Linked DNA regions of Homo sapiens: region 1 is linked to region 2. A link is a loop called in an ENCODE intact Hi-C map of the cell type or tissue named here. Cell type or tissue: PC-3. All regions are shown on one strand.

What was found. Hi-C counts contacts between places; a loop is a spot of excess contacts. Peaks named below come from ENCODE experiments on the same cell type or tissue, not always from the same donor. Only the 100,000 strongest peaks of a DNase experiment are listed, where the experiment ranks them.
Region 1: it touches region 2 in a loop (4-fold over the local background); 1 of 110 quality-filtered maps calls a loop at or near these places.

Annotation. Positions count from the first base shown.
Region 1 is chr2:29,501,322-29,503,821 of GRCh38, reverse strand. The region is part of intron 4 of ALK (ALK receptor tyrosine kinase); the gene reads left to right. Among named protein-coding and RNA genes, the nearest start is that of CLIP4, 390 kb to the right of the region's middle. In PC-3, no CTCF peak of the experiment used is centred here; a DNase peak (open chromatin) is centred at 1,251; H3K27ac peaks cover 938 bases.
Region 2 is chr2:29,626,628-29,629,127 of GRCh38, reverse strand. The region is part of intron 3 of ALK (ALK receptor tyrosine kinase); the gene reads left to right. Among named protein-coding and RNA genes, the nearest start is that of ALK, 290 kb to the left of the region's middle. In PC-3, no CTCF peak of the experiment used is centred here; DNase peaks (open chromatin) are centred at 897 and 1,517; H3K4me3 peaks cover 931 bases; H3K27ac peaks cover 2,500 bases.

The DNA of each region.
Region 1 (2,500 bases), 130 kb after region 2:
AGAAGCTCGATAAATTTTGTTAATTTAATGCCAAATAAATCCAGCCCCTGCTGCTTCTCCAGTGTTCCTTCTGCCACGCCTCACCCCATGCCCACATCCCAGCCATGTTGCCTGGGATTCCTGAAGATGCAGCTGTTTTAGGTCTCTGCCTTCACTCATGCCCCTGGGCTGGGATTCTTAAGCCAGAAAACTCCACTGATGGAAATGTTACCTCCTCTCTAAAGCATTTCCAGGTTCCCCAAGCAAAGTCATTTGCCCAGATCTCTATGTGCCATGGTACGGTGCCCATGCATTGTTCTTTCTCTTGGAAACTTGGTTGTAATGATGCTTTTTCATATCTGTATCCTCTGTGAGATCTAATTTCCCTGATGAAAGATATCACGGCTTTTCCATCTCCACCAACCTTCACTCATAATCAAATACAGAACCTGGAGCATATTAGTTGTTCAACAAACATTTGTTGAAATGATGAATGAATTAAGTGGAAGAGCAGTCCCTGGATATAAATCCAATAGACCAGATCCCTAATCCCAGCTCCCTGGTAACCTGAGTGACCCGTAATACCACTTGTGTCTCAGTTTCTTCAACTGTAAAATGGGAATCATAATTTGTTACCTATCTATCTCATAAGTCAGTTTAAGATGAAAATAAAATAGTAAATACCAAAATAGTTTGAAAACTATAAATTCATTCATTTAAACAATATCTATTAAGTCCTTACTCAGTGCTGAGGCACTTGAGTTACAACTGCGAAGACATCATCCCTTGAAGAGTTCCACGTCTTCATACTGGCATATGATTACTAGTTAGTTGCCCACCCTGCATAAAGACAATCTACCCTGAACTGTCTTAGTTCTTGGTCTGCAGCATCTTTGCATTAATCTTTTGCTTTTGGATTCACTGCATACCTGTTTACTCTAGTTTTACTGGAGGTCTCTGCATGCATTCCAGCTGTAATCACGGCTGAATGATTCCCTCACCAATCCTGGTTCCACTTCAAGAAAACTGTCAGCAGTACACACAGCACCCAGCCCATCCATCTGTGTAAAGAGATAATGTAATTCTAAGCCAATATTTAACATTGTAGGATGAGGCATAAACTCAATATGCTTTCAGGCGGAGTAAAAAAAAAATATGTGCCCCATCTCATTAATCACAATAAGAATGAGGGATGGGGCAGATACCCAGGCCGGTGCTGTTCCTCCAAGTTAATCTGTCTTAATACCAAGCCCTTGATAAAAAGAATGCCTGAGTCATTGTTCTGCTTGTTTGATGGCAATTTACATTGGGGGAGCTCAAGATTTATGAAGTAACAAGAACCTCTGAGTAATAAAACGTTGAGTGATCCATGCTCTGTTTGGAAGTCACTTCTACTGCAAACACTCTCTGGGGATGAAACTTCAAGAGAAGGATTTCAAGAGAAGTTATGCATTTACAAAACTGATCTTTTACAAGTGCTTATTGGGTTCATTCATTCATCCATTCATTCAGCAAATCTTAACTATGCATTAACTCTGTACAAAGCTCTGTTAGGGGTTTGGGGACCACCAAAGAAGCCAGCAATGGTCTGTACCCTCAAGGGACTCGCATTAGAGAAGTTGTGACTCAAATTCGTTACTAAGGGTGCTGCATGGACTATATGCTTCGCAAGAGCAGGGATGATGCCTGTTTTATTCTCCAGCGTGTACCTGTGCCTATTACAGGACCTGGCAAAGAGGAGCTCATTAAAAATTTGTTAAATGGTAAGTGTCCATCAAGAGATAAATGGATAAACAAAATGTGGTACAATGGAATATTATTCAACCTTGGAAAGGAAGGAAATTCTGACACCTGCTACAATGTGTGTGAACCTTGAAGACATTATGCTAACCAGACACATAAAGACAAATACTATACAATTCCACTCATGTGAGGCACCATATGGACAGAAAGTAGAATGGTAGCTACCCAGGGCTGGGAGTAGGAGGGAATGGGGAGTGACTGCTTAACTGGTACGAAGTTTCAATTTTGCAAAACGAGAAATGTTCTAGAGATGGATGGCAGTGATCATTGCACCACAGTGCAAATGAACTTCATGCCACTAAACTGTATACTTTAAATGGTTGAGCTGGTATATTTTATGTTATGGATATTTTACCACAATAAAAAAAAATGTTTTCAAAAGGGCTAGCAAGAAATCCAGAGAGAGCTTGAGGCAAGGGATGAAATGGAGCTTTCCACAGAGATGAGGCTATTGAGGGGAACCTGTACTTTCCCCCGGAAGGAGGAAGAAGAGGACATGAAGCAGTGCTAAGGACACCCCCTGGGCATCCTCCAAAGAAAGGAGGCCACGGGAAGAGTGGTGAGAATTTGCAGGAGCAGCAAACCAGTAAGGACATGGAAATGAAGCGTCGGAGAGTTTCAAGGACAGTTCTTTCAAGGATTTCAGCAGTGTGCAAAGGCCTTTGGCTTTGACAAGTAAGAGGTAACAGATGACCTCTGGTAGAGCATCTCCAGAGAA
Region 2 (2,500 bases):
GATATGACCCCATTGCCTTTGTGTATGCAGAACTAGGCAGAGCGCCATGTTTCCTCTTCAAATAAGCACTTGCAACTTATCATAGAAAGCAGATAGCTTTGCCTGCCAACACTCCCATGGCAGTCTTAGGTTTCATTTTTAATTTGGTTCCCTGCATCTTCTCTACTTTAGAAAGAATGACTGGCTCCTATATATGGGGTCATTCTCAGTTTTGAGTGTGCTCCATTTTCTGTGGCGAGAGCACTGAGTCTTGAACATGCTAAATCTGTATGTGAATGTTTTATTATGCTCTCTCCTTTTTTTCTTACAGAGTTGTCTATCTTTGAATAGTTTCTCATTTACTGCTTAGTTTAAAAGTCATTTGCATTGAATTGCTTGAGATCACACATGAACTAGTTTAGCAAACAGTTTTTGCAATCTCATCTCTGCCAGAGATTTGGTTTTAATTGTTAAGGTAGCCAGACATATTTTCTGACTCAAGCATTTTAAAGAGAATTCTGCTAAGTTTTAAAATAGAACTGTACACCATCTCTTTATAACACAACAGAGTGTTTGCTATGCAATAACAAATGAGTAGAGTATAATACTTGTGAAGTGGTACAACTGAATTCTGTCCAAGAAAACTCCTCCATATGGTCCCTCCAGCTCGTAAGTTTGGCTGCAACCCTGAAGCATTCTCCTGGTTACTATGGCTGCTTATACACTTAAGTCCCATGGAGTTAAGAAAAAAATGCAGTAGAGTGAAAATTAGCTATATAGCGTGTTTTAATAGAGAGCACATGTGATTCATCCTGAATGTGTTAAGATTATATAGAAAATTTGTAAATTTTACTTGTGGTTTTGTGGGAGGATGTAAGGCTCATAGATTGCATGTTGACAAATGTAAAATGCTTGCAGTGAATCATAAAAGGCCTAAATGGTGCTTTTATTGTATTTCAGGGTTTTAAGCAAACATATCTGAAATCATAATGAAAGTCAAAGGGAAAAGATTATAGCTTAATGCATACTTTTTAACTTTACACATAGCTGGGGATGGCTTGTGATGCATAAAGTAAGATCAGTCTTTACTGAATTTACCAATTCTTCATCTGAAGACTCCTTAAATTAAGCCTGTTTGATTTCTCAACTGGATGCTGAAAGAGAATTAATGTTATTTCCCAAGCCAAATCAAGGTTTGATGCTCCGAAGCTTCCTTCATTCCTTTCCCCTTTCAGCATTTTCTTTCAGTTTGGGCCCTTTGCAGTGCCATTGAGAATGGAGCACGCTAAACTTTTCTCTCTTTAAACACACAAGATCTCTTCTTGCTTAAATGGTAATGAATAAATTACTTTCTGCAGCCTGACAGAAAGATGAATTGTTTAACACTTATTATGCAGGCATCTACTTAAAGCCCAGATTACAGTTCAATTCATATTTGATTCATAGAACTTGAAGTATTCATCCTCCCACCCCCATCTCCCCTTCAAGAAGGTCCTGGGACATCTTCCTGTTGTAACAAACAAGACATGACTCACGCCTCCTCATTCCTGTCTCCTGCCGGGGTCTCAGCAGTTAGGCAGCCAGGCAGCCAGAGACACGTGTGTGAGAAATAAGACTTAAGTTGGATGGATCAAATGCTTCTCAATTCCCTGGCCCACTGCTGTTCACACAACATAAACACAGTAATCATCTTCATATGCGAAATTAGGGAGTGGAAATGGGCTACCAGCCATCTAATGCAGAAATTTGCGGCATCAACAGTGAGCCTTATGTTGGGGAGAGGGAGTGGTGAGCAGGCAAATACTCTTCCTTGCAAAAAGCCCTGCTTTTTGAATGCATGGAATGATTGTGTTGTCCTCTCTGGGTACTGTGTAGAGGGCAGCTGGGGCTGGAGAACAGAAGAGAATTTTCTGTTTTAATTGGACAAGAGAGAAATCTTTTACAAAACAGAACCGTGGTGGTCTAGAAAATGCGGCTGTCTGCCTTCCGGAGAGTGTCTTGCCCAGCAGAGCCTCTTTGCATCCGTCAGCCCTGGCTTCAGAGCCAGGGCAGTGCCTGGCATTAGGGGATGATGGGCATGATTACCTAACACTGGCATCTTTCTCTTTTGGAAACTGCAACCAGGCTCCTAGAAGCAAGTCTAATAACTAGTGGGCAGATTTCAGGTGGTTTGGAGGAGCCCCGGCTTTAGGGATGTTTGGCAGCTGGGGAAGGAACAAGAGGGGCTCTCTTTTCACTGCAGGCCTCTGGAGCCCCAGGCACTATCTCTGCAGAGGTAGAGGCCTGCATCTAGCTAGAGTGGAGAAAGCATACTGTCTCAGTCTGCTCAGGCTGCTATGACAAAATACCATAGGTTGGTAGCCTAACAACAGACATTTATTTCTCACAGTTCTAGAAGCTGGGAACTCCAAGATCAAGGTGCTGGCAGATTTGGTTCCTGGTGAGGGCTCTCTTCCTGGCTTGCATATGGCCACCTTGTCACTGTGTCCTCACATGGGGAGGGGAGAGTGCCAGTTCTGAT